2 separate regions of the Homo sapiens genome follow, and region 2 is linked to region 1. Evidence: chromatin contacts called from ENCODE Hi-C or POLR2A ChIA-PET data. All regions are on one chromosome and are shown on one strand. Each heading gives the region's core, a stretch centred on a gene start or an enhancer-like site at or near the end of the contact. The rest is flanking DNA. Distances are from core to core; before and after follow the strand shown. Region 1 overlaps TSPAN18 (tetraspanin 18). Region 2 overlaps TSPAN18 (tetraspanin 18).

Region 1 (4,162 bases), core at 725-3,224:
GGCACACAGCAAGCTTAGGTGCTAATATCAGTGGTACCTGCCGGCGATAGACATACAGACGATGATCCAAAAATATCCACCCTTCATGTACAGGCAAATGCAAACTTTTTTCTTTTCTTTTTTGAGACAGAGTTTCTCGCTCTTGTTGCCCAGGCTGGAGTGCAATGGCGCCATCTCGACTCAGTGTAACCTCTGCCTCCTGGGTTCAAGTGATTCTCCTGCCTCAGCCTCCCAAGTAGCTGGGATTACAGGCATGCACCACAATGCCCAGCCTAATTTTTGTATTTTTAGTAGAGACGGGGTTTCTCCATGTTGGTCAGGCTGGTCTTGAACTCCTAATCTCAGGTGATCCGCCCACCTCAGCCTCCCAAAGTGCTGGGATTACAGGCGTAAGCCACCACGTCCGGCCCTTCTTTTAGCCTTGCCTGTTGCTGGAAAGCCTTCCTTTCTGCGATGGCCCCCTCACTTTGTGTGTGGTGTAAGAGTGTGGCCCCTATCTCCCACTATCTTTCCTCCAGCCTTGTAAGGTAGATCTTATCCTTGTTTCATTGTAATGATGGGAAATGCAGGCTGAGAGAGGAGAAGCTCCCAGCCTGAGGCCCACAGTCAGAAAGAGGACAGAGTGGGGACCCACACCCTGGTTTTCGAGGCTGCCTTGCCTTGCATGTCCTGTAAGGCCTGTAGACAGTAGACAGAGCGAGCATCCAACCCTAAACACACTCATGGAGAAACAAGCCCACCAGGGTCTCTGTTGTGAACTGGGGACGTCTGAGGATCCGTGAAATGGCCTTGTCTAAGAAAACAGGCCCTGGGTGTACAAAACCCAGCCAACCCCCGCTTCAACATTTCCATCAGGTTCAAATGCTGAGACGGCAACATCCCTGAAACCTGTAAGGAGATAGCTGCATGGCCCCTGACTCCTGTTTCCAGCTCGAGTCTGTCAGGAGACTTCACACAGGAGGGGTCCCGCTGGGATGCATCAAGTCAGGCAAGACCAGCCTTGTTCTAGGAGAGGTTCAGCCTCTGCTGGAGCCTGAGAGCCCACCAGTGAATCGGGGCGCACACTGCAGAAGGTGGCAGGACCCAGGGAGAAGCTTGAGAGCACTGGAGTCAGACTGACCGGGGCTCCCACCCAGGCTGCCCATTTCCTAATAATGTGAACTGAGCCATTTACTCAACCTGGTGGGGCCTCAGTCTTCTCATTTGTGAAATGGGGAAAAAGTCAGCCCTCCGTTCTTGGCTGCGCTGAGGTGATCTGCAAAAGCTCTCACACAGTTTCTGACACATGGAAGGTGCTGGATAAACATCAGGCTCTAACATGTTGCCTTCTACGTGTCCTTCAGTTTGGAGTCAAGAGAAGAGATCAAAAGGGAGCTCTGCCCTCCTTTGATATTCAGGAGTCAGCAGGAGCACTCAGGTCAGAACTCCTCCCCGAGTTCGGGGTGGTGGGGGGTGGTGGGAGGGGGCTCTGACCTAGCACCCTATAAAAGGAAGGTAAAGCTCCAGCACTGGCACAGCTTCATGCCCCTATTGTTGTCTGACCACACTGAACTGGGAGGATGGGTTTAGTGTCTGTGTCTAGGACCAGAGAAGGGTGTAGGGAGGACAAGGATGAGCTGATGTTGATTTTTACATTCTCAGCCCCAAGCGAAGCCTTTGGCTGGTGCCAGTCAACATCTGTAGCATGAGTGAATGAATGAATGAGAGCATCATCCCCGCAGAAGCATCAGACACACAGTCTCTCCTTTCTCCGGCTTCTCCCAAAATTGAACAATTATCTCAACAATAACAGCCACAATTAAAACCCAGCACTGGCCCTGTGAGCCAGGAAGCCCAGTGTGTTTACTCTGAAGGCCTCCGCGGCTGGGATGTGAGGAGCCGGCCTCTGGAATCCCAGGCACAGGCCCGTGGGCCCCTGGCTTTATCTCCCTGCTTTCTCCTTCCTCCCATTGTCCTGTCTGGCTTCCCACAGCCCTAGACAAGGCCCCAGCTTTGTTTGGAGGTCACAGGGTGGCCCTGACTGCCCCAGAGGTATTCGGTTAGGGCAGAATGGCCAATGCCCCTCCTAGGGAAGCATTCCTTTCTGAACTTTCCCAGTGACCCTCCCCCACACAGCTTGGTTTCCTCAAAGACATCAAGGCCACCACATCCCCTATCCCTGCCCCCAGCCCCAGTTGGGGGTGGGTGATCAGAGGCCCCCCAAAGAGGCCAACTGATTAGCTAAGGTAGAGGGCAGGCAAAAAATTAACAAGACAAATGAATAGCCAGGACCAATAAATTAAAATACTACATAGTGACAGCTAGGAGGGGTGTGGGGTGAGGGCAGGGTGCCAATCCATCCTTCCCTAGCGGAGGGGAAATTCAAAAGCACCAGAGGTTTCTGAAGACTGAGCTCAAGAAACAAATGATCCCTCAAAGGCCTGAACTCCAAACCCTCAATGATGGTAGCGAGGCAGGCTTTATGTTGAGGGAAGACCCCGACAGCAGGAGGTGGAGCTGGGGGCGGTCATGACCAAGCCTTGCTTTTTAGCCGATTCCCAGCGACTGGCTACAGCACGGGACTCTAGTACCTCTTTCCAGAGACAGACAAGAAATAAGCTCCATAAATCCTGGTTTTCCGGTATGAGTGGTGCCCAGTTCCGAGAGGGGGGCCTCTTTCATATTCTCTTCCTCCCTCCACCAGCTACTCGACTCAAATGAGCTTCTCTGATTGTCTCAGAGGGTGATGGGAAATGCTGATGACAAAAACATGATGATATCAGTTCTATTCATTTTGCCTTAAACCTAAGCCAGGACCTTTACTTTTGATAGCAGCAGGAGACAAATAGGGGCAGGTCCCCGGTGAAACCTCACCTCCAAGCTGAAGACAGTTTAAAGCCTGAAAGCCAAGCTACAAGTCAAATCCATGGACCAGATTGAGAACCTGTCTTCCAGTCTGGTGTGCTTTCCTCTGATTGATCCCCACCCTTAACCTATTCTACACTTACCTACCCTTTCCTAATTGGTTTTCTACACTGTTGTGCCCACCTTTGAGTGGTGTCTTTACTTTAACCTTTTTTGCATACTCCTAAATCAATTGGCATGCACTCACCATTGTGAGTCCATAAAAAGCCCTGGACCCAGCCACACTAGGAGAGAAACCACCCGACTTCGGGGGAGAGAAAGCCCCCCGCTGCATCGCCTCTCCACTAGAGCTGTTCCATTGTTCAATAAAATTCTTCTCCACCCATCCTCACCCTTTGAATTGTCAGCATATCCTCATTCTTCTTGGACACAGGACAAGAGTTCCAGAACCACCAAATGTGGGTACAAGCTATAACGCAAGCAGGCCGAGTGGGCAGGGTGCCTCTAGTGGTAGGCCTGGGGCTGAGCAAGGCCTGGGCAGTGGGGGGGCGTTGCCGGCCGTGGAGGTCCCTGATTGGCAAAGTGGCTGAGAAAAATTCTGTGTCACTTTCCAATGTTGTAATGAATGAAGTGATGACCTGGATAGTAACATCAGCAGCTCACATTCACTGGGGGCTGACTATAGGCCAGAAGTGTCTTGCTGATCCTCATTGCAAGTCAGGGAGAATTTGTACAAGGACTCAGAAAGTCTAAGAAACCTGCCCAATGTTACACAGCTGGTGGGAGAATCAACTCAGCTCCACCTACATGTGAGACCCTCAGTCCCTTTAATTCCCTTAACTTGGTTTAGCAGGACTTATATTATACAATTGGAGAAAGTGAAGCCCAGGTCAATGATTTATGTCATTTGTCCTCAGAAGCAGGGTCCTGGTCTTCATTTGGGGTCTGACATTTTCCCAGAGTTAGCCTGTGTCTCCTCAGCCTTTGGGGAAGGACAGCTGAAGGGGGTTGTAATTCCAGAAGGGTGGCTGTCCTCCAAACACTGGGATGCTCCCTTTAGGGCTGTGGCTGGGAAGGGCTAGCCAGCCAGGAACTACATTTTGCAGCCTCCTTTGCACCTATGTGGTCATGTGACTCATTCTCACCAATGATAGTGGAAGTGACGCCCAAGTCACTTCCACTATCATTGGTGAGAATGTGATGAGAAAATAAGTGAGCCCTCTTTACTCCTTCCTTCTTCCATAATGACCTTGGAAGCCACATGTTGAAAATGGAAGAAACCTGGGACCCAAAATACTGTGTGGACAGCCACCCACCA
Region 2 (4,490 bases), core at 591-3,090, 87 kb before region 1:
GTGGTCTGGTCATTAGACTGATTGTCCCCAGGTCCTGTAGGACTTCAGTCTCAGAGCAGAGGGAAGGGGACAGTCAGCCCCATCTCAAGGCCTCCTTGCTTTGTGAACCTTTGAGCCAGGTTTCCTGGGCTGACTAAAGTCACTCTTTTGGCCCCTCTCAAGACAAGCCTTCTCTCCTTTCTGACAGGCTGAGAAAGCAGTGAAAGGCTTCTAGAAGGATCCCAGAAGCTGCCAGGGGTGAGGCTCCATGCCCTCTTCGGTTGGAACCACCACACAGTTAGGTCCAGGTTCAGCCGGGAAGGGAGAAGTGGTTTTTCTTATTTTTTAGGGCATAAACCTTTTTGAAAACCTTCCAGAAACTTTGGTGCCTTTCTCTGGAAACACTCACAGAACCCCCCCAACCCCCATGCACACAACACACATGCACACACAACACACATGTGCACACACAGGCACATGTGCACATGCATATATATGTGCACCCACGCACACATGACACCCATGCACATGTAACGCCCATGCACGTATAACACCCATGCATGCATAACACCCATGCACATACAACACCCATGCACGTGTACATATGCACAAAGCAATGCACACATGTACACACAAACACACACGATAGAACACAACATACATGCACATACAACACACGTGCACATACACACTGTACCCATACACATGAGTATGCACACAATCCATGTATACACAATACACATACACAGGACCTGACATAACATAACATTTTGCATATAATTTTAGGTAAATTTTGGAGTCCATTCCAGGCTATCCAGAGCCTGTGGATAGCCCTGGTCTGGGAGCCAGAAGACCTTGATCCAAGCGTCCTTTGCCTCTGACCCACACTGTGACCTCAGGCTTGTGTGGGCGGGGCCCTAGAGAGGGGAGGGCAAGCAGGGGAAGTGGAGAGAGAGACAGGGAAACGGGGAGGGAGAGATCAGGACAGGGACAAGGAAAGGGCGTAGGAATAAAAACAGAGATCAAGAGAAAGACAAGGCCAAGTGTGTGGTGCCCGCCTGGAATCCCAACACTCTGAGAGGCCGAGGCGGTGGATCATTTGAGCCCAGGAGTTCAAGACCAGCCTGAGCAACATGGTAAAACCCTGTTTCTACAAAAAATACAAAAATTAGCTGGGCGTGACAGTACGTGCCTGTGTTCCCAGCTACTCGGGGGGCTGAGGTGGGAGGATCACTTGAGGCTAGGAGGTTGAGGCTGCAGTGAGCTGAGATCACACTGCTGCACACCAGCTTGGGCCACAGACTGAGACCCTGTCTCGAAAAAAAAAAGGACAGAGATGGGGAGGACAGAGGCAGAGAGGAAAGGGAGCTACACAGAGATAGGCAGAAAGAAGGGGGACAAAGGGAGAGAGGCGGGGGTGGGGAGGGGAAGGGGAAGGATCTGCCATCAGGCCTTGTCGAAGGGCCCCCAGCCTGGCAGCCAGGATCACCTCTCTCGGGAGGATCGTGGACACATCTCCTACCCCTGGGCCTCAGTCCTGCCTCGCATAGCACGGGAGGGAGGACGTCCTGGGGCGGCTGGCAGGTTTGCAGGCAGCCACTTACTGGAGGAGACTAGAGCCGCTCCAGCCTGCTCCCAGCCAAGAACACCAGCCTGGCTTCCTGTCTTGGCTTCAGAGCCGAGCCCATTAACAATGAATGAGTCCCTGGGGGCCGAGGTGAGGAGGGGGAAAGGGAGGCTGGGTCTGTTCTGGGACCCATATCCAAGCTCCTTTTAAAGTCCCCTCGGGCTCCCCAGCCAAGACTTCTGCGAGCACCGTGACAAGCTGTAGAGAATTGTCCACCAGGGGGCGCTCAAAGTTTTTCTTTGTTTCTCTTCAAATGAAGTCTGCAGTGTTTGCGCTGTTGAAGGACAAATAGGCCCAAGGCTCCTTGTCACTCATTTCGCAGCTGACTTCACTTCCTTTGGATGGGGAGCATCTCACCGGGACACAAATGGGGCCGTGCAGTGTGCTCTCGTCTGGGGAGGAGGTATGGTGCCAGGTCTCTCCTCCCAGCACTGCTGGTGCTGGCTTATCTACAGAACCTTGCAAGGGAGCCCCCCAGCCAACCAGCCCAGTTCTCCCTGTCATTTAACTCCGCCCACGAATTCGCCCATGAGGAGCATCCGCAAGCTTACCCAGACACACCCACGCTTCTCTAAACAGGGCTGTTTTTAACTTACCCTGTAGCGGGACTGGGCTCAGCCCAGAAGTTCTCCAAGTCCAGGACCTCTTAGAGAAGACCCATCCACCCAGCACAGGAAAGCAGGCGGAGGCCCCAAGCGCCACCACCCATGGGAATCCAGGAGACTCGAGAACGAGAAGACCCACTGCTTGTCTGGTTTGGCTGTGATCTATAGCTGAGCTGGTCGGCCCCCTCGTTTAACAAGAAGACATGGCTGCTCTGGGAGGTTGGGGAACTAGATGGGAGGCACACCCTTAGGGGATGGAGCAGGGAGTACCCTCAAACCAGGCCTGCCCACTGCCCAGCTCATCCGCACGGCTCGGCTGCCTCCCCTGTGCCTGTCTGTGAGGGAAGGGACCATCACTCCTGGTCCCCGACATATCTTCAGCACCCAGTGAACTACATGCGCATGATAGGAGTTCAAGGGCTACTTACTTGATGAATAAGAAACCTTCAGAGGCCATATCATACCGTTTCAGAATTGCATATCTACAAGGGGAAGGCCTCATCCACTAGGCATCTTAGCGATGTTACTAAGGAGTTATATATTAGAGTTTTTAATAGCAAGCAAGTGGAAAAACATCAAGGTCAATGTCAGTGCTCTCAGCTGACCATGCCTTGGAGAAACCTGGTTGTTCAGACCTGGATGCCAAGGCCCCCGCCATCTGGGCCAGCTCACCCACTGCAGGCACGGGCCCACTGCAAAAGCAGGCTCTGGAAGCTGGGGCCACCAAGGCAGATGGAAAAGGCTGGGGACCGCCCCACCCCTGGAGGTGGACCTATGTGGCACAAACCTTATTCTGAGTTTCCTGGCATGCGGACACAGACTAGGTGTGTGTTAAGCCAAGGGTCCTGGATTGACTGCAGGAAAGCAGCAAAATGAAGTGGGAGAGAGGAAGGGCTACCCCAGGGAGAAAACAGGTCCCAAAGGCATGGGAAGAGGCAGCCTGAGGCACTGCAGGGGCCCTGACCTAGCGTCTGTATCATCCCCTCTGCTGCCAACTCCATGGGACTCTGGGCAAGTTGCTGAATGTCTCAGGGTTTCAGGACCATTGACTACCAAATGAGTGGGGTCAGACGTGCTCATCTCCATGATCCCTTCTGCTTTGACAGCCCGCCCCAGTTTGGGAAGCACTGGTCTGAATGGAAGCCAGGCAGGGCCTGGGAGTCTGCAGCCAATCCCTGACACCCCTCAGAGCACCCATGGATGGGGTGGGGGCTGGGGTACTCACAAATAGCAGCAGACACTTGTTCTCACGGACGGCCCCGCAGCAGCCCAGGAAGCCGAGCAGAAAGAGCAGGCCCCCCATGGCCAGGAGGATGTAGGCGCCCGTGAGGAGCAGAGGATTGGCAGCCACGATCTCCCGGAAGCCGGTGGGGTCCACCATGACCCAGATGCCGATGGCCAGCAGGCAGGCCCCGCCCAGCTGCTCGGGCCAGTGGAGGAGTTGGGAGGAGAAACAGGCAGAAAGGGAGGTTAGGCACTTCTGACCCACCACTCCCCTGAGCCAGCCCCAGGGTCAGAGGCATCAAGCACTAGGTGAGCCAGGCAGGAATTCACCTGCGGCGAGAGCCAGTGAGTCCCAGCCGCACCTTGAATTGCTTTTAATTTTTCTAGCTGCCGTGACCTTAAGTGCAACACGCATCCTCTAAATCCAATTTCCGACCCAAGCCCCACCTCGGGCTGTATCACATAAAGGCTATTTGCCAATTTTATCTTCTCTTGAAATGTCAGACCTGTAGGATTAGGAGGTCATCTAGTCCAACCCTCTGATTCCATACAGAGGGAACCAACAACTTGCTGAAGGTCACACAGCAAGTTCATGGCAGAGTCAGAGTTTGGTCGCAGGCCCCCTGACTCCAGCCTCAACACCCTAAACAAAGGTCCATGAACATGCTCTGAGTCAGCCCTATGCTGTGTTTGCACCACCCATGCTAGGGGCTGGGAAGACACAGACCAAGTCATCGTCATTGTCCCCCATGGGACTCTCAGTGAGGTTCCAACTTGAGAGTGGGCTCCCCACTCTCAAATCCATAGCTCAAAAGATTTCTTATTTATGTCTCCATCAACATGGGCTCTCTATGCCTTATTTATCTTTGGAAAGAGGCAGCGTAGTCTAGAGAGAGAGCTGTGCCACTTATTAGTTGTGTGACCCTAGGCAAGTGTCAAAATCTGTCTGAGCCTTTTAGCTTCCTTGTGGTCAAAAGAAGACTCAAACACCTTCATCCTAAGGCAGCCCTAAGGAAGAAAGGATAGAAGGCGTTTAGCAGATTTCAATAAATATC

The links. A loop is a pair of places that touch in the nucleus more often than their neighbours do. ChIA-PET counts read pairs that join two places held with the same protein, here RNA polymerase II (POLR2A). Pooled maps may share reads with other maps.
Region 2: a map of CD8-positive, alpha-beta T cell shows a loop between it and region 1 (5-fold over the local background). The contact joins two enhancer-like sites. A Hi-C loop is called at or near these places in 2 of 168 maps with a recorded cell type or tissue (CD8-positive, alpha-beta T cell and dorsolateral prefrontal cortex), 4 of 37 single-sample maps with no recorded cell type and 5 of 50 pooled maps. POLR2A ChIA-PET finds 5 or more read pairs at or near these places in 3 of 52 experiments (A549, WTC11 and endothelial cell of umbilical vein).

What each region holds. Positions count from the first base shown.
Region 1 is chr11:44,822,388-44,826,549 of GRCh38, reverse strand. All of the region lies in intron 2 of TSPAN18 (tetraspanin 18), which reads right to left. Among named protein-coding and RNA genes, the nearest start is that of TSPAN18-AS1, 88 kb to the right of the region's middle. RefSeq lists enhancers at 1,295-2,160, 2,161-3,025, 3,026-3,891 and a silencer at 2,258-2,552. Within about 2 kb of position 1,974, at least 2 of the 41 ENCODE cell types and tissues checked have a DNase peak (open chromatin) inside an H3K27ac peak, as active enhancers do.
Region 2 is chr11:44,908,846-44,913,335 of GRCh38, reverse strand. TSPAN18 (tetraspanin 18) reads right to left here. Exons shown (of 10, transcript NM_130783.5): 5 at 3,437-3,631. Among named protein-coding and RNA genes, the nearest start is that of TP53I11, 40 kb to the left of the region's middle. RefSeq lists an enhancer at 1,473-2,329. Within about 2 kb of position 1,840, at least 4 of the 41 ENCODE cell types and tissues checked have a DNase peak (open chromatin) inside an H3K27ac peak, as active enhancers do.